Regions from separate parts of the Mus musculus genome. Here regions 2, 3, 4, 5, 6 and 7 are each linked to region 1. A link is a loop called in an ENCODE intact Hi-C map of the cell type or tissue named here. Cell type or tissue: heart. All regions are shown on one strand.

Region 1 (4,000 bases):
CTGTTATCTTCACTTCAAGCTAGTTTTTTTGGCAGTGTACACAGCAGAGAAAGAAGGTCATTCCACTTAATCCTGGTTGAGACCGCAGAGTTCTGTTTTTGCTGTAACAATCCACAATGAACCAAAGATCTATCAAAGCGACCATCTCAGATGAGCATACTTCCTTTGTCCAGATCTCTGTCTCTCATATGTACTTGTGTCAGATCAGCATCTTCAATTCAGTCAATGAGTCACAGGAACACAGGTGATGTGCACAGGGGATGAAAAGGCTGGAACTTGCTCTCTTGTGGCCAAACCACAGCCATTATGAGAAGCAACGAGAGCTAGCTTACTAACAGTAGGTAACACATGACATAAGGGAGTGAGGTCATCTATGAAGCAGAGATGAACCAAACCAGCTGAACACTGCATAAAAGCTGCTATTCATCAGACTTACAAACCATGACTTTAAGTTACTAAGTTCTGGGGTAGTGTGATACCTAGAAACAGACACATTTGTCCTTGTGCACATACTTGTATGTGAAGCTTGACATCCTGGTAGGTGTTCCAAGAGTGATGATCTCTACTTACTTGCCAACAAGTGCACCCGTAGGCACTGCCTGGTGCCCACCTTTTAGGCAGGCTGAAGAATTCATTGAGTGGCTAGCTGGTCCAAAGGACATGTTTTTGTGATGGAAGCAGATGTGGACCGGCTACAACACTACTCCTGTGGTCAGTTCATGCTTCCGATTCTGGACCTCTCCAGGCCCCGTTCTGGGCATAGCACCCCAGGTTAAGACAATCTGGCGAGGAACCACACAAGTTGTTGACCACATCTTGGATGCTCGACACAGTACTTTACCTACCTGCACTTGTCTTTTACTAGACCTTTTTCTTTTTAAACAAACGTGGAAACAGACAATGCAAGCACAAGACACATCTGGTATGCCTAAGAGGTGGCAGAGCCTGAACTTGACCCTGGGGTCTAGGTTAAAAACCGGCCATCATTTCTAGTGACCACCAGTAGACACCCTGCTTCACAAAATCATGTCCCTGCTCCTCTCCCTACTTATTTTCAAGGTCTACGGAGGTGGGTGTCAGTGGCCAGGGCCAGCTCTCAAAACTGGACGAAGGCCCAGGGACGATTCTTGCGGGATGCCAGGGTACCACGTACGGGGTGTAGTAGGTCTTCAAGCGGCGGTCACAGTCGCACTTCAGTGGCTTCGCTCTGATTTTCCCTGCCCCATTCCCAGATCCCACAGGATCTCTAGGATCCTTGGTCCCACCTGTCCCCTTAGGTCCCATCCGAGGCTCCTGCCCGCGAGTTCGAGAACCCCGCCCCCGTCGATCTTCTCGGTGCGTGTCGGAGGCTCCCTTCCGCTTCGAGTCTCCCTAGCGACGCACGACCTGTTTTGGTTCTAACCGCTAACCCTCGCAGTTCCCGCCGCCGCGAGCGAGTCCGGACGTCGGCTCCGGGCAGGAGGCGCGCACGTCAGCGTGGAGCGCTGGCTCCACCCCTGCAAGCGAGCACGCGCGCGCGGCTGCGGCGGCTGGGGCGGGGCGAGCCGAGGGGGCGGAGCCGCCGGCGCCGAGGCTAGAGGCAGAGGCTGAGGCAGCGGCTGAGGCTGAGGTGGCTGAGGCTGAGGCGGCGGCGAGGGGCTCCTAGCTGGGGCCGCGGGGCTAGCCGAGGCCGCCGCAGCGCCCAGAGCCAGACGCCGGCAGCCCGCGGGCGCAGCGTGAGCGGAGGTAAGGCGGCGGGGACGCGGGCGGCCGCGTTTATGTAAGCGCGGGGCAGGTGGCTGAGGCCGCGCAGCGCCGGCGGCCGCGGACCTGACCACCGACCCCAGACCCTATGGTGCGGGGCCCGGGCCCGCGGCGAGCTGCGGGGTCCCTGGCGCATCCCGGGCGGCGCGCGGAGGGCGGGCCGCGGTCCTCTTGGATGCGCTGCGCTGCAGGAGGAGGCTGCGCCCAGGACGGCTCGTCCGCTCCTGGAGGCGCCGCGTCCGCGTGGGATGCGCTGCGCCGCGGCGAGCCGACCGTGCGCCTCTCGGACAGGAGGTTGTGCCCGCGGAGAGGACCCTGTACTCCAGGGAGGGGACCTGTGCCCATCAGAGAGGAGACTGCGCCCGGGGAGGGGAATGGTGTACCGGGCGGAGGGGACCTGTGCTCCGGGGAGGGGACCCTGTACCCCGGGAAGGGACCTTTACCCAGCACAGGGGACACTGCACACCGGGAGGGGGACCTTGTGCCCTGCAGAAGGAAAGCTGCGTCCGGGGATGGGGACCCTGTATCCTAGAGAGGGGACCTGTGCCCTGCAAAAGGAAAGCTGCGCCCTGAGAAGAGACACCCTGTGTCACTCTGAATCTGTGTCCGGGGATGGGGACCCTGTGCCCTGCAGAAGGGACCATGTGCTTGGTAGAGGAAAGGTTGAGCTCTGTATTCTGCAGAAGGGACCAGTGCCTAGCAGAAGGGAGGCTAAGCTCAGGCTGGGGGGTGGGAACCCTGTGCTCTGAGGAGAGGAAGCTGCACCAGGGGATGGGGACTTTGTGCCCTGCAGAAGGGACCATGTGCTCCGCAGAGGCGAGACGGCGCCCAGAGGAAGGGCACAGGGAGGGAACCCTGTGCCCTGCAGAGTATACTCTGAACTCCGAGGAGGGAGACCCTAACCCTATATCCCACAGAGGGAAAGCTACGCCCAGTGAGAGCATCTTGTGTCCTGCAAAGGAGACACTGCGCTCCCACGGGGTGGACACCGTAACCTAGGTGAGGCAGGCTGCTTTTTTGGTGGTCCATGCCCCTTCCGAGGGCTCAGAGCCCACATGGGCGCCGAGCGCCTGGGAGACGAAGTTCCGAGTACCCAGCGCGAGTACCCAGCGCGTCTGCTGTTTGTGGGAGCCATCTGGGACATTAGGGGTTGGAGGTGAATTTTGACGCGCACACATAGGCAAGAGGAAAATCACTGTGTGGTGTCTGTGTGCAAGGGAAATGTCAGATGGGGCTGTGGACGCTAGACTAGTGGCGCCGGAGTCGCCTTTGGAGGACCAGAAAAGTGTTCCGTTCGGGATTTATGAGGGGGATATCCGCACTGGAGTGTCTGGTTGGAGGTCAGTGTTTTCACCTAGCAGGTTTGGGTTACTTCTGATGAGGGCATCCTTTTTTTTTTTCTTTTTTTGAAAATCATTTATTGTATTCCATTCTGGAAGTATAACGAAAAGAAGCCCGATAGCAAACTTGGTCTTTTTACTGGTAGGTGCGGTAATTAAGATGATCAAACATTAGTTTTTACTGAGAATAGGAATAATGTATTAACCCTCTTTGTTCCTTTGAAAGGAAGCTGCATTTTTCCAAACCTGTTTTTGTCTCAAGACAAAACTGTTTGTAAAAGCCAGCTGTTTTTGTTTTTTGTTTTTTCTTTCTCCGGGGATGGATGAAACTTCTTTACCCTTCTTCCTTGAGACAGTTCCCTGGAGGGAAAGAGAGAAAAAAAAGGAGGCAGAAGGTAGGTTGGGACAGCTCCTTTTGGAATGAGAGAATTAATGGTCCCTTGGTACAGGATCCTCCAAGGGGCAGATTCACAGCATGGGCCTCCACAACAGGAGCTTGATAAATAGTGGATGAGACACACTGGGCTGGGTGCTGTGATCCCACAGTGGTGGGGAGGTGGAGTCCACAGGCTTTGAAAGGAATGTGTTCTCCATGCCTGTTAGATGTCAAGGGGTTTCAGAAACTGGGCACACTCAGCTACTTCCACGTCAGCTGTGACGCTCCAGTTGGAAGGAGCAAAGGAGACCTTTCTGCAAGGACATTGTTGAAGAGAGAAACTGATGACGCGTATCTTCCATGATGTGTCCATTCAGTCATTGCTGGTAGGCCCAGACAGGAAGATTAGCTACCAAGAAATAACATCATCCTGAAAGCACATCTTGGCTCATAGGCAAATTCACTTCTTTGTAAGTTTATGTGCCGTAAAGCATTTAAACTGCTTTAGAATTTTTTGGAATAAAAAAAATCCTTTAAACCC
Region 2 (4,000 bases), 60 kb after region 1:
AAGTGCCAAGTAACTGAATCTTTTATTACAGAGTGAAGTGTGTCAGGCTGGACATGGAGAGCCCAAGGTGTGGCTAAAGGAAGCTCGTCAGCCCAGTGCATCACGCTTGCTATTTTAGTGCTGCGGAGCAATGAGCTCACTTTGCTTGCCCTGAAGGAGTTTTGCCTCAGGATTTGAGACAAAAACTAAACAAATTCAAGGTAAGTAAAACCTTTTTAGAATCTCTTAAAATCTGACCAAAGGTGACTTGTGCAAGGTGTGGTGGCAGAGGCCTGAGTTCCAAGCCCTCAGGAGACTGAGACAGGAAGCCTGGGATGTATAGCAAAGTCCTGTCTTTTTAAGTGGGGGGAAAAAGTTTAATTAAGTCCTTTGACTTGCTGTTGAAATGCATTTTCCTGAATAATCCCAGCACAGATTGTTACCCTGAGCTAGTTCACACGCGTCTTCCTGTGGCCACAGTGTTACCCTGAGCTAGTTCACACGCGTCTTCCTGTGGCCACAGATCATCTTTAGACCTCACATCCCTTCAGCTGTGCTCGGGGCTGCCTCAACTTCATCACTGTTGATAAAGCCAGTGCTTGGTACCTGGTACTGGGCATGCCTCATGAGAGCCTTTTACCACTTACCACTTTTTTCTTTGAATTTCTTTGGTGTTTAGTCTTTATGGCTGTCAGTCAGGGTAGCATCTGTTCTTGTAAAAGCGCTAGTATGAAGGTAACTCAGTTACAGCCAATATAAAAGAAGTTTCTTCTCGGTGTGGAAGTGAGGGAGGCTGGGAGGACTATGGCAGTCCAAGGGTGCTCAGCACGTGTAGTCCTAGCACGTTCCTGGCTTTGCTGCTTCCTCACTTACAGGCTGAAGTTGAGAGGCACCCCTGTGTGGCAGCTCCAGTGTGAGCCATCCACTGAACATCAAGGCTAGCCTGCACTGCCGACTAGAGAGCCTTGGGTAGCAGTCAGAGTCAAGGCAGTAGGTGCAGTTCCCAAGGATGTACATGTGGGCAAAGCAGAACAGCTCCTGACATCACTGTGTTTGGGGAGCAGCAGTGGGCTCGCTTCTGACCACTGGGTTTTGAATTCGTACTAAGACCCTTCCTGTGCCCACAAATGTCCCAGAAAGAAACCGGGAGCTTTAAAAGAGATTCGGTTTCATCCACATCTGATGCTGATCTTTTTGTGGGACACGGACAGGCAAGAGGCGGGAAGAACAAAACCGCAATCCCCTTTATCACTGATGTGCCGGCAGTCAGTTTTATTTTCACGGATAGCCCATCTTTGAGCTCCATTGGAATGTGAAGTCAGTTTATCTGTAACCAGAGTTTTCTGAGAGACACTGCAGATCCCAGAGCTGAAGTGAGTCTGGAGACTAAGGAAGGGTTCACAACGCCACTTTGAGCTCCGCTAATGACCGCCTGTTTTTAACATGCCTCATAGGTAAAGCGTTGCATTGATTCGGTCATGTATGTGAAGCAGCAGGATGAGCTATTTATATCCCTTTGCACTGTTGTTCTTAAGGAAATACAGCAAAGTCAGGCCACAAGGCACCCCATGAAGCATGTGCCCAGGAAGTAAAGCTAAAGGCCGGAGTGCTAAACTCTGAGCGTTGTCTCCTCCTACTGGCTCTATGAATCAACGCTAGCAGCAGTGTAGACACAGTGTGTTGCTTTTACCTCAGGTGAAGCGAGCTAATATTGTAAACAGTTTGGTGTTTTGATTTTTTTTCACCTGGTTTGAAGTAAAATAAACATGTAAGCTTTGGGCTACACTAGTCCTCCTTCTCTTGGTTACCACATCTACTACTTCATAACAGGTACCCGCCTCAGACAGGTGTGGCACGGTCCTGGGGACTTTGCGTCTAGTGCCGGCAGGGTGGCTGTGCTACCTTGGCATGGTCTTTTAAAAGTGGTATATAGCTCAGGGATTGCTTCTGACAGAGGTATCAAGTACTGGGGTTCCCTGTTGAGATGGTGCAATCCTTTGTCCTTTCCACAATGGTTGCATTGCTGAAAAACACACAATAAAGATATGTAAACATCATTGTGCTTGTGTATAAAACACCAGTAGGCCTTGGCGTAGCTCACGTGGACAGCTTTTGGTGTGTGTACTAGTCAGGGTTCTCTAGAGGAACAAGAACAGATAGAATGATCATCTGTATGTGAAAAGGGATTTCTTCAAGTAGTTTTCAGGCTGTAGTCTTGCTTGTCAGACACTGGCTGTCTCCTAACAGAAAGGTCAAGAATGTAGTAGTTGTTCAGTCCATGAGGTCAGATATCTCAGAGGATTCCTAGAAAGCTGCCAGTCTTCCGTCTGTCCTAAAGCATCCTGGAAAAGCAGGCTCTAATACCAGCAAAGGAATGCCTCAGCAACAGGATAGATGAACAGTGAGGGTGAGGGCGAGTAGGCAAAAGCAGAAGTGTCCTCCTTCCATGACCTTTCATGTGGGCTGCCACCAGAAGGTGTGGCCCAGACTGAAGTGGGTCTTCCCACTTCACATGATCCAGTCAAGAAAACCCCTCCCAGGTGTGCTCAGCTGCTTGGTTTTGAGTTGATTCCAGATGTAGTCAAGTTGACAGTCAAGGTTGGTCATCACAGAACAACACACAGTTCTGTTTTGGGAGGGTCTTGCGCATCTTTGAAGCCTAGAAGACCTGCCTGCATCACTGATGACCAAACCCCCATACCTTCATCTGTTGCCGCAGCTGGACTCCCTTCCCACTGCCTGCTCTCACAGTCCAGCTGTCTGCCTGCCTGGTGCGTGATCCACAGTTCTCATGACGACCTGGCCAAGATCAGGAACACCTCCAGGAACTGGTGCTCAGAGGACTCCAGGGCTAATACAGGGGCTGCCGGGGCAGTAGTCTGGAAGGTGAATGAAAACTCATCCATGAGCTGGGAGGAGTGTACCCAGAACCCTAAGAAACAGAGCTCCTATGCACAGGACCCTTCCCAGTCTTGCCCTAGGAACCTGTTCATGGGCTCTTTGATTATTTCCTTCAAAATATTCATTATAGGGAATGCAAGGCTGGTAAGGTTTCTCAGTAGGTAAAAGTGCTTGTTGCCAAGCCTGGAAACCTGAGTTTGATCACTGGGATACACATGGTAGAAGTGATCTAACTAACCTCATACAAATAATCCTCTGAGGGGTGTGTGAGTGTGTGTGTGTGTGCTCACATGTCCATGTGTACATGCACAAACCTTCATGCACGCACGCACCCACACACACACAGAAATAAATAATTATAATTTGTTTTAAAGAAACTGGAAGCTGGAGTGATGGCTTAGTGGTAAAAGGTTGATCTTTTAGAGGACCTGAGTTCAATCCCAGCATACGCATGGTGGCTCATAACTATAAGTCCAATTCCGGGGCATCCAGTGTCTTCTAGCCTCCGTAGGCACCAGGCTTGCACATGGTACATGGACATTCATGTACGCAAAATACCCTGACATATAAACTAAAAATAACCAAGAAACTCTAAGTATGAGTAAAGTGTTTCTCTGAGTCCTGGGAGCTCTCTGAGGACAGGTTATGAGAACTCTGACTTGGAACTGGCCAGACAGGACCTCCAGAGGCCTGGGCTTGAGGCTCTGGGGACAGGACCCTCAGCCATTGGAACTGACACACCTCACATGGCCCGTTTCAGGACTGCACTGGATCAGAGGTATTGGCCACTCAAGAGCTGGTTCCTTGCTTACTAGTGGAAAGAAACCATCATATGGGGGCACAAAAACGAACCGTTGTGGGAGTCCCACAAAAGAGCAGTGCATTTTCTTCCAGCCCTATTAACTCGCCCTCATTTACAGAAAACTTTCATGTACCACAGCAGATCAGAAGGGCTGCGGAAGATCACTGCTGTCTGCACTGCTGCTTTACGGAGAACTAGAGTAGCTTTCTCAGCAGTCCCTGTCACCCTAGAGTTTTAGGATCACTTACTTGCCATTTTATCTGTAACTAATAGCTACACCTAAGAAATATATCCATACCAGGCTTCCCTGGATGAAAC
Region 3 (4,000 bases), 92 kb before region 1:
CTCTGACTTGGCTGAGACGGTCAAAGCCTTCGTCTCCCAGGGTTCCGGGTCCGCATCTCAGACCACTCTCTCAGACCCCTCTCCGCATGATTCTTCTGGCTGCCTGGTACCTTCTGTGTTCTTGGTACTGGCTACTTCTGTTCGTGGTCAGCTTAGTCTCTGAGCCAGGCAGGTGGAGGGACACCTGACTTGTGTCAGAGTGGTCACAAAGGGAGCTGAGTCCTTGATTCAGTCTCTCGCTGCATCGGGCATGACTTGGTGCTCAAACCTGACCGGGGCAATGCAGAAGAAAGGACAGACACACGGACAAGAAAGCCTCTGGCAGGCTGTGTTCTCTCTGATGGAGGACACGTAGGCAGTCTGGGAACTCAGGGTGTCGTAGGGTTTCTACTGATGTGACGAAACACCATGACCTACCCATGGTTTGCTCAGCCTGCTTTCTTATAGATCTTAGGACCACCTGCCCAGGGATGGCACCACCCACAGTGGGCTGGGCCCTCCCACATTGATCACTGTTTAAGAAAGTCCTGTACAGCATTGCCTACAGCCTTGTCTTATGGAAGCATATTCTCATTGGAGGCTCCTCTGATGAGTCTAGCTTGTGTCAAGCACCAAATAGCCAGACCAAGGGCTCTCTGTAGGGCAGCAGTCTCACGCTGCAGTCATCTGCAAGGCTGAAGGTGTAGTTGGTGGTTTCTGTACTCACTGATCAGTGGTAAGCACTGTACTTGGACCAGAAGCCTTTGCTGTTTCTGTGGGTCTGAGGCCTTGGGGTCCCCGATGCCCACCATGTGGACAATACACATTTACTGAGGACTTCGTACACAGCTCCATAGTCATCTCAGTGACCTGCTGGTTTCAGGGGCGCACGCACTGCCTGTGGGTGCTTTATGTATGGGTCACTGCAGTGCCTCTTGCCCCTGTCTCAGAAACAACTCGACACTTAGCCCAGGAACTGAGGTAGCTCTAAGTGCAATGAATGGTCCTGAAGAGACTAGACATCGCCATGACCGTCTTATGTACACACGGGCTGCCATACCATGTACAGGCTTGTAGCCCCAGGAGGTGGCATGGCCAGTGTCCCTGTGAGTGCTTTGCTGGTGGCAGCTCTCATCTTTCTGTTGGTACCTTGGGGACCAGCCCCCTTCCTGCTTCCCTGAGCTTATCTTCCTGTGGCAGACAAGATCTCTGCCTGGGAGGTGCTGGGCTCTGCAGCTGTGCTGTGGGGCTTCTGACTTATGTGTCCTCACCTCTTGCCCTGGGAAAAGGAGTGAGGCTGGTCTGGAGATACCCTGTCCCCGGCCAATAAACTCAGCTTTGTCCTATGGGATAGAGGGTCTTGCCTGTGCAATCCTCCCGTGAAGTGGCCTGTGGTTCCCCTGCCTGCTCATTTGGCCGGTGTGGAAGGAGTTGTGGCAGACAGCATGAAGCAGTCTTTCTCCCACCCCCATCCTGCACGTGGTGTGTTACCTGGTGTGCAGAAGGCTTGAGCTGGTACAGTGAGCCTGGTCGTGCTGCTGCCTGGCAGATGGTCACAGTATGCTGTCTGGGGCCGCCTTTGCTGACCTTGGGCACGAAGCTAGAACGTGACCGTGTGCTGTTCAGAGAAGAAAGTCTGCAAGCACACATTTAGATTTTATTTCCAGTTCTCTGTGCCCGCACACTAGAAGACCGCAGAAAACAAACCAATCCGTTTTCCAGATTATCATCTGGACTCTAGCTCCGAGCCGTGGGCAGGCTGAGGCAAGTCCTGCAGAGGAGGAGAGCAGAGCCAGGTGGGGGAGGCTGTGAGAAGCACGGAAACCACCCCACCAGTCGCTCTCGATCATGGGGCAAAGGCCACTGGGAGGCGTGGGGGAAAGAGGTCATTAAGAGCCCTAGGCAGGGTGAGGTGGCCCCAGGAAACCCAGAGTGCACTCCATGGTCTCCTCAGGCATCATGACAGGCTCCTGCCCCATTGGTTGGTTGTATCTTTTCAGACCCTGACCTCCCCTGTGCTTAGCAGAGTGTGAATGTGCGTTTTCAGGCTCCCCCTCCTATGAGCAGCAGGCCTCTGTGACTCTGGCCAGCAGAGGGCAGCAGAACCTCATTTCCTTCCTAGGTCCTGGGGCAGGGGACCTCAGCAAGCGACTTCCTTCTGTGTGTGGAACCCTCAGAGGAGGAGTTTCTTTAGGAATTGTTTAGAAGACTGCTGTGAAGTCAGAGCTATGGCAGCCAGTAGGATGTGCATCACCGTCTCTATTCCACTCCCAGGCTTAGCCTTTGCACAGAGCAGGGAGTCACGGGAACAAGCTCTAGGAGCAAGTCACAGCATGAGTTGACCTTGGCTGCCGTGTTGTGTGTGTGCTGGCTGCTGAGCTGTGGGGTGCTAGGCTGACATACTGGTGGACAAATCTTGTAGAGATGCCAAACACCATGTTGACAAACACGGTCCAGTAACTCTTTCTGTGTGTCCCTTCCAGTGACATTCCTTGGGTCCTCAGTTACCTAGTTGTGGAGTGTGATGCGGAAGTGATTGTATGTGCCAGCCGGGAGCCAGCCGGGGCCTGGTTCTGTCCTTCCTGCAGCTTTAGTATATAAGGTGCCATGACCTATCAGATTCTCTTTCCAGAGCTTGAGCTTAACAGCTGGCCTAAGTTAGTAAGGAAACAAGGCTGCATCTGTAATTGGGACAGGGACATGTTCCAAATAGCAGAACGGGCCACACTTTCATCAGGCTAAAGCTGCCTGTTTTAAGGCCATATAAACAGTTTAAACACGCAGTAGCAGAACATGTAGTAGAATATGTGTGTGGGCTCACCAGCCAACCACACTGCCTGTGTGCCTCCTGTGCTCTGCAGTGAGTGGACCATGTTGAGTGCCCACCTCTACCCAGCAGGAATTGCCCTTCTGTGCTGGTGGTCCGGCCCAGAACTCTTGTGGGACTATTATCTCTAGGCCCCAGGAGATTGGACCTGGTGTATAGGGCTCTTGGGGTCCTGGCATGCTGAGTCTTGAGGATACTTGGATACGGCTCCTTCTCCGTGTCCTGCTAGAGGCCTGGCCTTAGCTCTGTAAGTACAAAGCCAGCCCTGTAGCAGAGGCTTGACCATTAGGGCCCTGCCTCTACTTGGAGTTGTATGAAAAGGGATAAGCATCAGCAGGGACACCTGACCCTGCCTTGGTGACCTGCTAAGCCTGGTCTAGTGTGGGTCCTGTGTGTGACATCACGTGGGGCCTACTGCATGCTCCATTGTTCAGAGCCGCATGCCCATTTGATTTCAGGACCCACCTGGTCCTTCAGCCTTTGGGTACTCAGAGAATTGTCTCTGTGCTGTATCCCAGGCCACCTCACCTGACGATAGGTAGCTTCAAGGAGGTGCCATTTTTTGGGGGGGGGGAGGGTCTTGGCAACCCCAGGGACATTGTACGGTTTTCCTGGCCCGTTGGTACCCAGATGCCTTCCTGAGCCACTGCCCCTGTCCACAGTCAGGAGGCAGAGAGCAATGGATACTGTGTTCAACTCACTCTCTCCTTTTCTGCAGTCCAGGGCTCCAGGCCATGGGTGGAAGGCTCTGCCTGTATTTAGGGTAATTCCTCCCACCTCATTTAGCCTCATTAGACAATCCCTCACAGATACCTAGCCCTTCCTCCTTTTTACAGTTTAACTGCATGTCTTATTACTAGTCTGTGTGTGTAGTGCATATATGTGTATGTGCACAAGAGCAAGCCTCATGTGTTTCGAGGTCACACAGCAGTGTGAGAGAGTTGACTGTTGCTGTCTGCTGGTGCAGGGTTCAAACACTGTCAGGCTTGAGCACTAATACTGCCCAAGCTCTCCAGCCCACTGCCTTTTATTCTGAAACCCATTCTCTCACCCGGGTGCACACGGCTTTTCCAGTGCTGCTTATCTGAGCTATTTTGTCACAGTACTAGAAAGCTGACCAACACAGAATGCTTGCCCCTCTCCCTCCGCGCTGTGACTATTGAGCATCCTGGGAGGGCTGCTGGTTACATCTCC
Region 4 (4,000 bases), 67 kb before region 1:
ACCAGTGAGGTTATGTCTTTGGGAGCCTGTCCTTGTATGGGACATTTGAGTCCTCTGATTTTCAGTCGCATGAACTGAGTATTGCTCTGTGGTGTGATGTCATCACCATGGGGCCACGCCAGCAGGGACAGATCTCTCCCCAGGTATTTCTACAAAGCATGCTCAGGACAGGAAGGAAAGTTGGTGGCCTCAGAGCATAGGACTCTCAGCTAAGCGATTGTCCCCATTGAGCCCAGACCTGAGCATGGAGTTTCTTCTGTCCTAAGCAGAACTGGGCCTGTCAGCCCCACTCTTACTGGGGTGTGTGGTAGTTGGGAGGGAGGCCATCCAGAGCCCTGGGGATTGGGACTCTTAAGGGACCTCTCAGCTGCCAGTCACATGACCTCAGTCTCCTCTCCCCCTTACATCTCCACTCTGGTGTTCCTAGCTGCCAGCCTGCTAAAACACAGCCCCCTGAGCCTGCGCAGACCACACAGCTTATCCTTGTTCACTGGGATAAATTAAAGCTGGCCTTTGATTCAGATGAAAATACAGTAAATCAATGCATGGAGCTCCCCACTCGGGTTTCCTCTGCTCCAGCAGCCTTAGATACTTGGAGGAATAGGAGTCTCCCAGGGCTTGGTACTGCTCTGAGAGTTTAGAACCACGTTGGAGTGACCAAACAGCGGGGTGGTGGGAGCCTCTTTCCAACCAGGTGACATAATGAACCGGTCTGGAGACTGGATGCTCACAGCCCCGCCCCACACTGCTCCTCTCTGCTCTGATCCCAGGATTTAGGGGTGTGGAGGGGAGAGGAAAATGTGTTTGCTTGCATCCATGCGCTCAGAACAGTCACGCTAGACTTAGGGCCCTCTGACCTGAACATATTTCTTGTTGTTGAGACAGGGTCTTACTATGTAGCCCAGGTTGGCCTCAAACTTGTGGCAAACCTCCTGCCTCAGCTTATCAACCCTTGGGATCGCATGAGTGTCCCACCTGACTCTGTATTCTCAACTACATCTGCAAAGACTCCATTTCCAAGTTTGCCCAAACTCTTGACCCTTCTGAGAGTGTGAGGTCTCTCAGAATGGGAAATTGGTCTTAGCATCTCGGCACCTGGGTTTTTAGCAATTCTCTCTCTGAGGTGGGCAGTCCTTAGAACCATACTGGGTTGAGAGGAGAGGTCTTGGGTGAGATGACAGTGATACTGGAGAGCCAGGGGCCTGGGGGAAGGACACAGCAGTTGGAGGGTACAGCTGCGTGTCGCACACACATCTATGCAGTGTGCCCTTTATTCTAGAGTAGTTATTCATTTTCCCACGGTCTGTAAGCCATGGGCAGTGCCCTGTCATCAGATGAATGAATGATGGCATGAATGAATGAATGATGGAATAAATTAATAGAGGGCGCTTTACCTTTCAGACGGCTCACAGACCCCCTCTGCTCAGGGACTTCCCTTTCCTGCTGCCTGGGCCATGGGCACCCTACTTTTGGAGGGAACTGGGGGTTTTCCAGCAAGAGGGGCTGCACATAAGCTGGGAAGGAAAGGAGCAGGCTATGGGCGCGTGCTGCAGCTGACATTCCTCGGGTTCCTGACTGTGGTAAACTGTAGAGTAGCCACCCCACCCACCACAGGCTGGAATTGTAAACTACTGGCTGCCCTCAGCAGACAACTGTACCCATCAGGGCCATCAGGCCAAGCACTACAGCCCGAGACATTTGGTCAGGCTAAGCGAAGAACGAGCCTCCCGGAGGCTTGACCTGGATGGCGGGTGCTGGGGTGTGTGAGACACAGGCATGTGCACGGCTCCCAGGCTGTGCGGCAGCCCAGGCTGACATCTCATAGGCTTCTGTGCTGCTTAGAAGCCAAGTGTTAAATAAACACCAGGCGCGTTTCTTCTGGAATGTTCCTCGAACATTGATAACATCTCCATGAGACCCTGGGAGGTGCTGGCTGATGCCCAGGCCTGGTCCACATGTGGCTCCCGAACATGGCCTGGCAGCTATGGGCAGGGAGGGGCCCCAGCCTCTGGTTCTCAGCCACCCCCGTGGCCCGTTTCCAGAGAGCACTATCAGCGTGTGCTTCCAGGATGTTATGCAGCCGGCTGGCTCTGGTGATAGCAGGCAGGCCTCTGAATTCTCTTTGAAGTCACTTGTGGGTGCCTGGGCTGAGCCCTGGCCCTGAGACCACCTACTCTATTTATTTAAAAAACATTTTTATTTTATGTGGATGGGTGTTTTGCCTGCATGCATGCATATCTGTGCATCAGGTGGATGCTTGGTGCCTGTGGAGTTCAGAAGAATGTGACAGATCCCCTGGAGCTAGGGTTATTGACGGTTTTGAGCCACAGTGTGGTTGCTGGGAGTTGAACCCAGGTCCTTTGCAAGAACAGCCAGTGTACTTCACAAATGAGCCATCCCTCCAGCCCCAACACCTGCCTTATTTTAAATAGAGCCCCAGCTCATGTGTTTTTTCTTCCAAATCTGTTAAGATAATGTAGTTACAGGATCATTGAGGTGTGGATTTAATCTGCCTCAAGATTAAGAATGCCACAACAGGGGGCTGGAGAGATGGCTCAGCAGGCAAGAGCACTGAATACTCTTCTAGAGTTTCTTACTGGCCCCCAGAACCAGAGGCCTGGCAGTGTCTGTCATTCCTCTGGAGTATGAGTGGCCTCCATGTCTGTGTAGTCAGTCCATGCCATCTGGAAGAGAAGGCCACAACAGGGGGAAACTGAGGTTCCCCATCTTAGCTTCTGCCCTGTGTTCTCAGGAACACGGGCATAGGCTGGGCCTGTGGGAAGGAGCAGCGTCCATATTCCCTTTGGAGTGTCTCTGCACATGGCCTGTAGTTCAGTCACCAGCTTTTCTGTCTGTCCTTCTGTCTGTCCTCAGGGCCTGTTCTTCCCTTGAGGACTCACCTCTAACTGTCCAAAGCATTCCACTTTCTGCCCAGCTTCATCTATGGACAGCTCTTCCCAGGTTTTCTGGGTGTGAACGAAGCCCAGCTCCAAGGGCAGAAAGAGCACAGGGCAGTCTGTAAGATATGGAGGCTGAGCAGCTGCACTTGAGACTCCAGTCAGGAGGGCAGGTGGTTGACCAGAGCCTGGGTCCTGTACTCTTCTGCCTCCTAGGGACAGGACACTGGTCCATGATATTCACATGGCAAACAGGCTGTGATGAGATGCAGTCCACCCAGGAATTCCAAGGAAGCCAGCAATTCCATTGGCCATCTACAAGCTGCTTATGCACCACACATACATCTGGTGCCCAAAATGCAGCGTGGTCTGTCAATGAGAAATCTGGAGAGCTGCCCACTGTTGCCCACAGCCTGGATACCTGTCCTGTTCTTCTCATACTAGAGCATCTGCCAGTGCCGCAACGCTCATATTCACGCAGTCTAGGCAGGAATGAACTGGGCAGAGGGGAAATGGTCAGAGGGCCAGGAAACGCTGTGATGTCCCCTTGTGATGGCTTTCTCAGAGATTCACCAACAATGTCCACCTGTTCCCCACTAGCCAAGGCTGGGTTACACATGCTTCCTAGATTAATGGAGGTTGGGTAACTGGGAGAGCTGAGGGGAAGGACGTCCTATCCACAGAGACTATCCTGTCCTCTACTCTGGGGAGAAGCTACCCAGCCTCTCATAATTTGTCCTTGGCCACAAACACCCAGGAGACTGGAGTTGGACCTATCAAAGGATTCTAATCTTCCTAAAGGTCCAATCCTAGATGCCAGGAAGGGACTATTCACTTGAGCCAAGACCACCAATTGTCACCACCCCAAAGCCCAGAAGATACAGGAGGCACTCACTGGCCATGTCTATCACAGTGTACTGACTGGTTTTGTGTGTCAACTTGACACAAGCTGGAGTTATCACAGAGAAAGGAGCCTCCCTTGAGGAAATGCCTCCATGAGATCCAGCTGTAAGGCATTTTCTCAATTAGTGATCAATTAGGGTGGGAGGACCCATTTCGAGTGGTGCCATCCCTTGGTTGTTAGTCCTGGACTTTATAAGAAA
Region 5 (4,000 bases), 130 kb after region 1:
GTTAGGACAGCAGAGGGGACAGACAATATGCCTTTTATTCCATACTAATCACTATCAGATAGTTACAGCTTTCCCCCACCCCCTCAAAAGCAGCCTTCAATTCTCTGCACAGCCTTCAATGTTCTGCAGAGTACCTAAGCAACTGTTAACCTGTGTCAGGATCTGTTAGAGTTACTAGGAAGCACACAATACATGGCTCAGCCCCGTGGCCTCCAAAATGCTGAGGTCAGCCATGAGCAGGTAAAGCCTGCTTAATTACTTTCCTTCTGCAGTAATGACTCTCAGTTGGCTTTGTTACTCGTGTGGTGTCTTGAAAGGGACTAGTCTATGAATATTCTGGCCTTGGAGTCTGACTTGGTGTTTGATGACAAAGCTATCCAATGCTTGCTTTTAGTTGGAAAACAGGTCAAAGGGCCAGTGTGGACTTGTGGTGGTCTCCTCCTGTCTCAGTGAGAGAAACAGCAGTAGCAAGAAATATTTTCAGAGCTGAGGGACATGCTGAGTGCCTGCCTGCCTGCCTGCCTGGAGGAACAGGGCTGTGTGTGCCTTTGCTGCCAGGTGCTCACAACCAGGGCCTCTCACTCTGAATGGAAATGCCTGAGAATCCCAGGAGGCAGGCACTGCATAGGAGAAGAGATGGAGGGCCCTGTTAAAGCAAGTACAGGTGGCCATGGTGACATATGCGAAAGAGAAACAATCAGTGGAAGAACACAGAGCCCTGTTGCTAACTGATCGTCCTCAGCTGCTCTTTGACAAAGGAACAAAGGTTGCTAACACAAAATAACAAATGGTGCAGAAGCAACTGGACACCCACATATAAAACAGAATCTAGACATAAACCATAAAAGTACTGAACTCCTGAGGTAGGGGGAACAGGAGAAAACTTAGATCTTGGTTCTGGGATGACTTTAGACCTGAGTTGATCTCAGGAACCCACACGGAAGAAGGGGAGACCTGAGCAGTGCCCCTCAGGTGGAGATGTGAGAGGGAAAATGTTTTCCTTTGCCCTTTCATTGGCCTCGAATTTACTTCCTCTCACTTAGTTATGTTACTGTCTCCCTGGCTTTGGGCAGAGTGCCAAGCAGTAGAAATGGTAAATTCTGGTAACAACAGCAGCTTTATTTATAATTGCCCCAAACTGAAGGGGCCAACAAGCCCTTCAGTAGACAAATGGATGTATACGTTAATGCATCCAGGCGAAAGGACATGAATTAGTGGTGAAAGACACAAGCTTTCAAGTCCTGAGAAGGTGAGGAAGAGCCTCAAGTGACAGGCTGGTCTCAAAAGGCTGCACACTGCATCACCATGATATTTCCAGCAACACAAAAACCATGGGAACAGCAGGACGGTCCTTGGGATTCCAGAACTAGGTGAAGCGCACAAGCCCCTGACCATATAGCTTGGTTGTGCTGGCCACAGGGAGAGAAACTATATATATGAGTGAATTTATATATATGTGTGTGTATGTGTGTGCGTGTGTATATATACATATATATATGAGTGAATTTATCTATAGTTTGGCAAAACTCAGGGAAGAAATTCCCAGTTTGTTTCTGCCTTGCCTACAACAGTATTACAACTTCAGAAAAGTTGAAACAGAAGCCAGAAAGCGTGCATGTGCACAGAAGACCATGGGGACAGATTACCATACCCAGAGGCAAATTTTTTCAGGGGTCGGGGTCACCATATTCATTCCCAAGGTACAATTTCCTGTTGAGATTCTAAACACTAAACCCCCAGCAGAATCTCCCCCATCCATTTCTCGCCCAGTGCGTTGGAACACTGTCTCCTAGTTGTCTGTTATTTGATTGATATGTGGAGTCCAGGAACATGAGTTCAGAAAAGGAACCACTCTCCTGTGCCTACCAAGACCAAGAGCAGGGGAATCGAGGCAGAAAGGTAAGCAACAGCGCCACCTAGTGGAGGGATAGTAACATGCACAAGCACCTCCACGATCCTTGGGACTCTAGTTCTTGATTTTGGTAGGGTGTTCAGATCTTGCGCTTTTCCTGACAGCATTACTGATTACTTACTCTGTGGCAATGGGATGGCATGACCTGGGCCAGTTTGGTGACATCTAGGGAGGAAAGGCAGTGTAAAAATACCCCCTCTACCAACTCTGAGTGTAGAGGAGGTGGAGAGATGACTCAGCTGATAATCAGGAGCATTTGCAGCTCCTGCAGAGGACCCAGGTCCAGTTCCCAGTACACAGTGGTTCACAATCATCTGTAACTCCAGTTCCAGGGGCTCCGACACCGTCTTCTGGCTGCTGTACATAGCAGGCTCATACATGGTGCACATACATACATGCAGGCAAAACATGCATTCACATGAAGACAGAGAAGACCTGTGCACTAAATTTTGATCTTGGGAAATCCTATAAGTATCTTTTTTGGTATAATCAGCTTAAAACATACATATCTTGTTCTATGGTTATAAACAGGTAATGGTTTAGAACATTCATAACTTTGCTTATAGCTTTACTTATAACAAAAGCACAATCCATAGACTGATATAGAGTACCCTGGGCTGGAGAGATGGCTCAGGGGTTAAGAGCACTGGCTGCTCTTCCAGAGGTCCTGAGTTCAATTCCCAGCAACCACATGGTAGCTCACAACCATCTGTAACGGGATCTGGTGCCCTCTTCTGGCCTGCAGGCATACATGCAGGTAGAGCACTATACATAATAAATAAATAAAGCTTACATTTTAAAAAATTTCCTAGGAATCATAAACTTTCCTGTTAGCACTTTTAGTTCTATTAGCTGTTAGTTCTTTTTACCTATTAAAGCTTAGGATATGGAAAAAAATTAATTTTTTTTGAAATTCAAAATTCTAGTAATGTCTTAATACTTAAACTCTTTGGAATTCAGCATGCACGTGCACTTAGCACATAGTCTTATCTGTAAATCTTTAAGTAAATATTAACTCTGTATACCAGATAGAGCGGATACCATCCTATGTGACAGACTCTGCAGCCAGACACCAAAAACATGCCTGGAGGATGAAAAGCCTAAAAACCTTTGTCTTAAACCCTGTTAAGTTTTTCTACAAAATCATTTTTCTAATTTTCAAATTGTGTTGTGTGTGTGTGTGTGTGTGTGTGTGTGTGTGTGTGTGTGCATGAATCTGTGTGTGCCTGTGTGTATTTGGACACATGTCACAGCCTGTCCATGCGGGACTCAGGACAACCTTGTTAGGTTAGTTTTTTCCTTTCCACCTTACTGTGGGTTCTGGGAGTCACACTTTGTAGCTCAGTAAATGCTTTTACTGGTTTGATAGTTCATGAAGTGGTCTTAATTCCTAGAGCCTCATTATAAAGCTATTTGTTTGCTACTGAGAACAGGTCCTCCTTCAAAGTGAATCCATTACTGTCCCTTCTCAGAGGACCTTAGATGACAATGGTTTTAGTAGAACTGTCACCAACTAGCCCTTCTCCCTATCCTCTCCGGACAGACTACAAGGAGAAATGGCTCTCTACGGAGTCTGAGAGAGAGAGAGAGAGAGAGAGAGAGAGAGAGAGAGAGAGAGAGAGAAGAAGAAGAAGAAGGAGGAGGAGGAGGAGGAGGAGGAGGAGGAGGAGGAGGAGGAGGAGGAGGAGGAGGAGGAGGAGAAGGAGGAGGAGGAGGAGGAGGAGTCTGTCAAGTTTGCCCCTCACAGAGTTGATTGCCCCAGACGTACCCAGACGTACCTCTGGCTCTTCAACAGTGCTCTGGGTCTTACATCCTCTGATGGAGGGTTGTATCTCCCTTGGGTACTCAGGTGGCTAAAAGAGCATCTGGGCTTTCCCTGGCTGCACCAAGGTACCCAGGTCAGACAAGAGAGGCACCTGACCTCCCAGGCCAAGTGCCTGGTGGCCCACAGCATGTCCAAGCTAGGGAGCTGTGAGGTATGCAAGATTTGTGCAGATGAGGGTGGAAGGTGGCCTTTGCTGCTAGGGGCAGGGGGTCAGTGTTGTTATAGACTATGGACACTTGGGTGACAGTTAAGGTGTTAGGTTT
Region 6 (4,000 bases), 160 kb before region 1:
GAAAGACTGAGTTCCAAGAAACACACCCTGAGCCCCTGAGTCCCTGAGAATGGCCATGCTGGCCCTGCCCATTACTTGGCAGTCTGAATCCCCAGGGGCCAGCCCTCCTCCTCCACAGACCTTGTGTACCGGAGAGCATCAATGGCAGGCATTCTGGCTGAAGTAACTCCCAGACTCATGTGGCAAGGAAGGAAACACTGACAACCTGCTGCCCCGTGGCTCACATTTCAGGGAGGCCACACACAGTATCTCTCACCTCATCACGGGACACAGCCAACCACACACTGGAGATAGGAACAATGTCCTTGTGGTTTCTCAATGCTGATCACGGATGTCCTGACTCTGAGGCACTGTGGCTTAGAGTTCAGTTTAGAATAGCTATTTACTCATTATTAAAGAACTTTCAGACTCATTTAATAACTAAATGGAAAGGCAATAAATAGTGACTCGCTTCTGAGTGGGTCCTTGACGTTTCGGGTGAGTCGACTCAGGTCCTCAGGACAAAAAGACACACCTACATGTGGGAAAGGAATAATTGTGGAAACTAAGGAAGTGAACCTTACTCATTGTAAACCTATGAAACATGCTGCCATCTCCTGTGCCCCCAAGTGAAATGAACTTGAAAGGGCTTAAGAGTGCCCACTCTGGTGACAGAATTCAGAACTCAGAGGACATCTCGAATGTCATGTTGGGAGTACACTTGCTTGACAAAGTAGTCCTCAACACTGCACTGTTTGAGAAAAGGAGGGGCAGGACACCCCAAAAGGCATGTATGCAGTATTGAATAATACAGTTCACTAAGGCAGGTTCCTCAGGGACAGAGGGAGGGGAACTGCAGATTCCTCTACAAACTGGGGTGTTCAGTAAGGACCCACTACTTGGAGACCTGCACCAGCCATCACTGTGTCTTAGTGTTCCTAACACCACTGCAGCCCTTTTAGGGACTGTTTTCCCAAGATGAAGCTCAGAGACAGTGACTCCACACGCCATTAGTAGAGGGTCCAAAAGCCCTGTCAAAGTGTCCTCAATGTCGCAAATTTCACTCTACGGATCTATAATCTACTACAGGTTCTGTGAAGCACACAAAAAATATTTAAAGGGTGAGTTTTGCCAGGCAGGGCAAATGCTTTATGGTCAGCATTTGAGAGGCAGAGGCAGGCAGACACCTTTAAGTTCAAAACCAAGCTGGGCGTGGTGGCACACGCCTTTAATCCCAGCACTAGGGAGGCAGAGGCAGGCGGATCTCTGAGTTCAAGGCCAGCCTGGTCTACAGAGTGAGTTCCAGGACAGCCAGGGCTACACAGAGACACACTGTCTCGAAAAAACAAACAAAAAAGTTCAAAACCAGCCTGAACCCAGTCTCAAACAACAAAAAAAGGCGAGTTTTGGGATACAGGATACGGTAATGTAAATTTATGCAAATTCCTTGTAAAGACTAGCCGTTTTAAACATCAGCTATCTCCCTATAGAATGTCAAGGAGTAGAATCCTTACACCTAACACGTGGTGGTTGGTAACAGGTGAAGGTTCGTGCCCCCCCCCCTCCCCCCAGTATCGCAGCAGACACCCTTGAGACACTGGGAAGGGTCCTGGGTCTCCACAGGCTCCCCAACACTCTGCCTGGCATAAAGTCCTTACTGGAGAATCTAGCCCCAAGTTCCCCGGGGCGGCCAGGGTCAGCTCCTTTAGTCACCCTCACCAAGGTAGCAGGAGTGAGGCAGTCCCAGACCGGTCCTAGGCATACCTGGGAGCAGATAAGAAACTTAAACAGAGAGACGCGACAACTGGCAAAAGGTCACAAAGAGAAAACACACCGTGACAGGCTAGAGTGTAAAGACACCTTGAGAGAGCCTGAGCTAACAAAAATACTCTCTTGCAGCGCCTCATCAACTCTAGCGAGCGTACAAAGGTCAAAGTTGACCAAGCCTCAGTCTTGGACACAACTTGTCAGCTCCCTGATTCCCCTCAAACAAAAACAGTGCTGGAATGCAGATGGTCCCCGAGATGCTAAGCAGGTGCCGAGGCGTCGGTTCCGACTAGCCGAGTCTTTCGTGCCTCAGGGCACGACGTTAACTTCCAGCAGAGGCTGGCTGCCTTACCCAGCTTCAAGGGAGGGCGTGAGCGCAGAGGCAGCCAAGCCCGCGGGCTGGACTCCGCCCTGGATCCGACCCGGCCGCCCTCCTCCTACTCCTCGGCCCCTAGGCCCACGGGCCTTACCCACTCTCGGAGGTTCCTGCGCGGAGGCTCCGGACAGAAGCAACAGCAGCACGGCACCGAGGAGCATCACCCAGTGCGGCGTCAGCCCAAGGTTAGCAGGCGCCATGGTGAGTGCGTCGTCGGCGGGGACCTCAGGCGACTCAACTCCAACGCCGAGCTAGGATGTTTCCACAGTAAGCGCTCCGCCTCCGTAAGCTAGCCAGACGGGCGGAGCTTGCGAGTGCGCAGCCGCTGGCTCCGCCCCCTGACCTCCGCCCGCCTACGGGCGCAGCTGAGGCTTAGCACGCCTGCGCGCTGCTGGAACTGCGGGGAGGGAGCAATAACCGGAGCGTCAGAGCAGCGCGCGTGCGTAGTAGACTACTAGGCTGGGCAGTGGACAGCGAAGCTTTGCCACTTGCTCTGGAATGGAGCTGCTGGACTCTGAGGCGGGTTCTGAGGCTCAGCTGCTCTGCCTAACACAACTGCTCTGTAGCCGCCAACCCTTGGAAACCTCTGCCAGTCCTGTTAATTCTCTGCCAGAGCCGTATGCGTGTCCAGAGGGCAGGTTTTGTGGATTTACGTTAAAACAGCATCCAAGCTGTCTCGAACTTGTTACTGAAAGGCGTTTAAATCACTGAGGGAATGTGGAGGGTGTAGCTTAGATGGTAGAATTGCTTGCCTGGCAACCAATGCATGCACAAAGCCTCCGAGTTCCATCCTCAGAACCTCACAAATGAGTCGTGATAACACACACCTATCATCTCAGCACTTGGGGGTGGAGCATTGGAAGGATCAGAAGTTCAAGGTCTTCCTTAACCAATGAGACCCTGACTCAAAGAAAACAAAACAAATCCTTATTGATAGTGACTGGGGACGCAAACTTGAAGACACAGGAGCTTTGAGTAAGAGGGTACCTTCCCTGCTTGATTGTGCATGAACCAGAGACCTAGATAGCCAGACACCAAAAAGATCAATGCGGGACTCTGGATCCCAAGTTTCTCGACTCATTAAAGACCCAGACTCCAGTAGGAGTAAGCAAAATAGGATACAAGCTTGAGCCCACCAGCTTTATGTCCATTTGATACAAGCTAGTTATGACTGTAAGTGTTGCAACTCTGAAGGGAAAGGCTTGAAGCGTTCCAGCTCCACTCCTGGTGCTGCGGCAGAAGGTTTTCCCAAAGGAAGTATAACAGTTCTGCTGCAGGAGGGGGTTCCCATGGAAAGTGTCACAGGTCTGCTCTGCAGAGGAAGACTTCTCCAGCCAAAGTGTAACAATTCTGCTTTGCCAGAGGGAGGCTTTCCCCAGTGAAAGCGTTACAGCTTTACTTCGGCCAGGCAGGTTTTCCCCAGCCAAGTTCTGTTCCGGGGAAAATGTTACAGCTCTGCTAGAGAGGCTTCCTGGCAATTGGGAGCCAAGGAATACCACAAAGTCACACGACACATGAGGCACACAAGAGATTTATGGAGAGGGAAAAAAAGCAAACAAACAACAGCAACAACAACAACAAAAACAGGAGGGCAGCTAATTCTGCTAGGGTGAAAAGCAGCAGAGAACGAAGCCAAAGGCAGAGCTTATATAGGATTTCTTGGGGGTGGGGCTTCCCGTGGAGATTTCCAGGATGAGGATTGGTGGGATTTCAATTCCTGAGCTTGGGAGGACTCAGGGTCTTTGTATCACTGAGCTGGTCCAGAGCAAGGGAAGTTTAGCAGGGCCCTGGTTAGTGCAGTGCGGGATCTGGGTGGGAAATGAGTGGGACAAAGGACACGCCCCCCTCCAGTTAGTGGTCAGAGTCTCTAAGGCAAGG
Region 7 (4,000 bases), 53 kb before region 1:
CTGGTGTGTCTGAAAACAGCAACAGTGGACTCACATAAAATTAATTAATTAGTTAATTAATTAATGTATGTTAAAAAATTAAGAATTGGGTATACATTTGTAATCTCTACACTGGGGAAGCAGAGGCAAGCTGATCTCTGGGGTTCACTGGTCATACGGCCTGGCTTAATTGTTGAGCCTCAAATATCAGGGAAAGACACTGAGGAACAAACCTTAGGCCAGCAATAGATGCTAGGACAGTCACTGTCAGCAGCTGTCAGCAGAGCACATGGCGTGGGGAGCCTTATGAGAGTCCCACCGAGTGTGAGTGTAACAGGGGTTTGAGCTGTCCTCATAGTGGAGGACAGTGTAGTATAACATTCGTTCACCGAGTATAACATGCTAGTCTTAGCTGTCCAGTGAGCACTGCACACTCGCCGGCCAAGTCTCTCCCAAAGTCTCCACTGGCTCTCCCACCCTCCTCCAGGAGTTCTTTGCTCTCTCTGAGCCATGTGACACTTTGCTGTCTCTACTGTGGTGATGAGTGCTTCTCTCAAGGCGGGACCAGTGATGACGAGAGCTTGGGAAACAGGCTTAAAGTTGTTTGTGGCTCTGGGTCTCTGTCAACACCTGTCAGTCACTAGCCCGTGAGCTCAGCTCCCACACACAGATGGCTGCCTGCTTCTCATCTCTTTCTAGGCTGAGTTCCTGGGAGGGTGACGGTGCTGTAGAGCATCTCTGTAGCCATCCCTAGAGCAGCTTCTCCTGGCTGGGTGGTTTCTCGTGGGTTTAAGAAGAAGTTTGCAACCCAGAACTCAAGTGTCTGAGGGGCTGAGTTGGTGCCATGGGACCTGTGGATAAAAGTCACTGTTGTCAGTGTTCAGAAAGAATGGGGATATGCTATCGAGCCCCTGCCTCTTCCTCTACCCAGTAGAGGGGACCGTAACTATCAAGCATTCAGAGGCCAGGGTACCCTTGGGCTCTATTGCAACCCTAAGTGGGACAGACCCAGCCTGGATTTTTTTCATACCCAGCCATGCAAGGAGGTAGCAGGGCTTGGGGATCCTGGACATTGTTAGGGTGATCTTTTGTTGAAGGGTGTCTGTCTTCTGGGTGTCAGCTGAAGAGATTATCCTTGGAGCCCCAGGGGACAGTGGGCAGGAAGCTGGCAGTGTCTGTGAGCATCGGGAAAGCTGTTTAGACAAATTCAAACAAGTACCGCTATAGATCACTGCTGCTGTAAAACAAACTTAGCCTTGTGCTAATATTTTGGTTTTGTTTCCACTATACACACCTAGAAAAATGTGCACGTCATTCTTGGCTTGCGATGGTAGCGCGCCTCCATGTCCCGAGCCAGTGCTGAAAGGCAGGAAGTCCACAGTGGGCTGTGCAGTTCACACCAACAAGACCAGGGCTGAGAAGTCACCACAGGCTCAGCCCAGCACTCTTGCAGGTGGCCAGGCTGAACTCATAGTCTTCCTCTTCCCCAAGTACCTCTGCCAGGTGCCCATGTTGCCTGCTTTGAGAAAATGGGGAAACTGAGGCACTAAAAGGTCACTCTTTCTACCTGCTCAAAGCCATGGGGTCACATGGGCATAGCTGGCATGCAGCTGGTCACCTCACTCCTCTCTGACCCTGTAGGGCGTTGTGCACCCCACCCCTGCTGGAGGCCACCAAGGCTCCTGACACAAGTTCTTCCTTGGTGAGAAGCTTTGTCGCGAGGATACAGGTATTTTTCTCCATCCCTCCTTCCTAAGGGACAAAAGAGTGACCCGTGAAGAGGACACAGGTGCCTCCTCAGCCTCATTCCTGAGGGATCATGATCTCTGAATGGCTGAGAAAGGAGGCTGAGACTTCATTCTTTGGTTCACTGGAACAAGACCTTAGGACCCCAGAGGTGGCCAAGCTGGATGCAGCTGTCCTCCAGGATGGCTCTTCACGCCGTTGGCACCTGTCCCCATGTTAACACTTAAGTGGCCCTCATTTGCCAAATGTGTGTGACAGGCACAAGCAACTGCCACTTTCAAGGCAAGGTTGTGAAACTCCAGGCTGCAGTCTAGGGTAGCACTGGGGACAGGTGGTAGGGTGAGGCCTCCTGCCAGCCTTGGGAGGGAGCCATCCTGCATGCAGCCTGCCAACCCATTGGGTTCTCAGCTTGACAAGACACCTGAGCTGAACACATGGACCTTAGAAGTCGTGGAACAGTTCACTCACTGTTTGGATGGATATCTGATTGGGGCAGTACATGGTAAATAAAGTGCCATGGTTCTAGTTGGTGCCAGGCTGGAGGGAGGGGATGGAGTCCCAGATGAGTGTATGGTTTTGACAGGATCGAGGCCATGTCAGGGATTGGTTGCTACTCCATTGCTGAGAAGAGACACCATGACCAAGGCAACATGTAATAGCATTTAGCTGGGGACTAGCTTACAGTTTCAGAGGGTGTGAGCTCAGGAGCGTCATGGCAGGGAGCATGGCTGTTGGCAGGCATGGCGTTGGAACAGTAGCTGAGAGCTTGCATCTGATCTGCAAACAAAAGGCAGAGAGAGGCAGAGACAGATGAACAGACAGAGACAGAGAAGCAGAGAGACACAGAGAGAGCTAGACACATACAGAGACAGAGACAGAGACAGACACTGAGCCTTGTGTGGGCTTTTGCAATCTTGTGGTCCACCTCCAGTGACACACTTCCTCCAGCAAGGCTATACCTAATCCTTCCCAAACAGGCCACCAACTGGGAGCCAAACATTCACAAATATGAGCCTATGGGGACCACACCCCACACCCCTATGCCTCACACCCACGGGAGCAGCAAAGCCTTCAGGGAGTGAACGCCGCTCAGAGGCATGGTGAAGCTTTCCTCTGGTCTGTGTGCAGAAAATGTCCCCCGTCGCCTTCTCCCCCCAGATATGTATAGTTTAAAGAATGCTCTCCCGTAGAGCCTGCTCCTGAGACCAGTTAAACCTACCTCCTTATTCATTTGTATATAATAACCCTGCCTCCTGCCCACCCTGCCTGTTTGTCACCAGTCCCAGCTCTCTGGTGGCCTTGGACTGCGAGGCATGAGGAGAGTACAGTGGGAGAAAAGATGTTTGTGGACTGTTGTCATACATGAGAGCATCAGCAACAAGAAGGCTGTGTGGGCTTATATGAAAAAAATGACATTTCTGTGTTTCTATAAATGTGCTATGGTGCTGAGATGGGGGCCTGCCCTTGGATGCATGCATGAGAGACACTGTGGGGGTGTCTGGTAAGTGGGTGGGTGTGTGATTTACCTCTGAGTGTGTATAAAGTGGGCTCGTTCTTTGAGACAAGGTTTTCACTATAGATGTTCCAGCTCACCCTCCTGCCTCAGCCTCCCAAGTGCTGGGATTACAGGTGTGCACCATCATACCTGGCTTGCCTGTCTCCTTATAAACTTGATATCCTGGGCCACATGTTTATTTGGTTCCAGGAAGCCTAAGGTTCCGCAGCTAGCCAAAGCCCACTGAAGCGTTGCAGTGATCTGCCCTGTGAGAGCATTTTCCAGATTCTCGCCTGGGTGTGGGGCTGGAGAAGCCCTGTTTCCTGCTCAGTGACATGGCTCTCTGGGACTCCGGTTGGCACAGCAGAACCAGGCCTGGGGGAGCAAGGGTGGGGCAAGCATAGTTCTAGAAGCTAAATCACGATGCATTTTCTGGAGTACACCCAGTGTGAGCAGCCCATCTCACAGAAGAGAAGAACAAAATGTTGTCAGGGTCAGACTTGGGACCTGGCTGCGTGAGGGAACTGGCTGGGCATCCAGCTCTGCATGCAGAGGCCTCAGGAACAGCATCCTACACACTGACTGCTGTCTGCACACAGAGGCCTCGGGCCTTGCTATGCTCACATAGGGTAGGGCCTGGAAGCCAGGTTGCTCTCCAAGGCCCAGAGAAGAGGACAAACAGGGGTCTGTTATGACCCCAGGAATGGTTAACCCTTAGTTATTGCTTCAGCCTGAGCATTTACCAATGTCTTGAAGAATACCATTAGGGCGATAAGTCCC

The links. Peaks named below come from ENCODE experiments on the same cell type or tissue, not always from the same donor. Only the 100,000 strongest peaks of a DNase experiment are listed, where the experiment ranks them.
Region 2: a loop joins it to region 1, with 1.9 times the contacts of the local background. A loop is called at or near these places in 9 of 42 quality-filtered maps.
Region 3: it touches region 1 in a loop (3-fold over the local background); 12 of 42 quality-filtered maps call a loop at or near these places.
Region 4: it touches region 1 in a loop (2.1-fold over the local background); 6 of 42 quality-filtered maps call a loop at or near these places.
Region 5: a loop joins it to region 1, with 2.1 times the contacts of the local background. A loop is called at or near these places in 3 of 42 quality-filtered maps.
Region 6: a loop joins it to region 1, with 2.4 times the contacts of the local background. A loop is called at or near these places in 6 of 42 quality-filtered maps.
Region 7: a loop joins it to region 1, with 3 times the contacts of the local background. A loop is called at or near these places in 3 of 42 quality-filtered maps.

The regions. Positions count from the first base shown.
Region 1 is chr10:77,415,820-77,419,819 of GRCm38, reverse strand. It overlaps Adarb1 (adenosine deaminase, RNA-specific, B1), which reads left to right and starts at 1,547. Exons shown (of 11, transcript NM_001024837.2): 1 at 1,547-1,725. Gm17769 (predicted gene, 17769) reads right to left here and starts at 1,444. Exons shown (of 1, transcript NR_027377.1): 1 at 1-1,444. In heart, no CTCF peak of the experiment used is centred here; DNase peaks (open chromatin) are centred at 1,519, 2,309, 2,569 and 3,689; H3K4me3 peaks cover 2,682 bases; H3K27ac peaks cover 1,977 bases.
Region 2 is chr10:77,355,767-77,359,766 of GRCm38, reverse strand. Adarb1 (adenosine deaminase, RNA-specific, B1) reads left to right here. Exons shown (of 11, transcript NM_001024837.2): 2 at 32-200. Among named protein-coding and RNA genes, the nearest start is that of Adarb1, 61 kb to the left of the region's middle. In heart, a CTCF peak has its summit at 1,624; no DNase peak of the experiment used is centred here.
Region 3 is chr10:77,507,916-77,511,915 of GRCm38, reverse strand. All of the region lies in intron 2 of Fam207a (family with sequence similarity 207, member A), which reads left to right. Among named protein-coding and RNA genes, the nearest start is that of Fam207a, 5.9 kb to the left of the region's middle. In heart, a CTCF peak has its summit at 2,058 (motif pointing right); DNase peaks (open chromatin) are centred at 1,225, 2,065, 3,135 and 3,935; H3K27ac peaks cover 1,115 bases.
Region 4 is chr10:77,482,351-77,486,350 of GRCm38, reverse strand. No RefSeq gene overlaps it. Among named protein-coding and RNA genes, the nearest start is that of Gm35983, 14 kb to the right of the region's middle. In heart, no CTCF peak of the experiment used is centred here; a DNase peak (open chromatin) is centred at 1,920; H3K4me3 peaks cover 581 bases; H3K27ac peaks cover 3,295 bases.
Region 5 is chr10:77,280,928-77,284,927 of GRCm38, reverse strand. No RefSeq gene overlaps it. Among named protein-coding and RNA genes, the nearest start is that of Pofut2, 24 kb to the right of the region's middle. In heart, CTCF peaks have their summits at 1,926 (motif pointing left) and 2,679 (motif pointing left); a DNase peak (open chromatin) is centred at 1,927; H3K27ac peaks cover 659 bases; H3K27me3 peaks cover 362 bases.
Region 6 is chr10:77,580,144-77,584,143 of GRCm38, reverse strand. Pttg1ip (pituitary tumor-transforming 1 interacting protein) reads right to left here and starts at 2,489. Exons shown (of 6, transcript NM_145925.3): 1 at 2,217-2,489. The coding sequence starts at 2,322. In heart, no CTCF peak of the experiment used is centred here; DNase peaks (open chromatin) are centred at 53, 2,473 and 3,373; H3K4me3 peaks cover 2,569 bases; H3K27ac peaks cover 2,416 bases.
Region 7 is chr10:77,469,031-77,473,030 of GRCm38, reverse strand. It overlaps Gm35920 (a long non-coding RNA gene), which reads right to left. Exons shown (of 3, transcript XR_871849.2): 3 at 2,475-2,502. Gm35983 (a long non-coding RNA gene) reads right to left here and starts at 2,436. Exons shown (of 4, transcript XR_380590.1): 1 at 2,408-2,436; 2 at 1,274-1,495; 3 at 1,010-1,172; 4 at 567-830. In heart, no CTCF peak of the experiment used is centred here; no DNase peak of the experiment used is centred here; H3K27ac peaks cover 885 bases.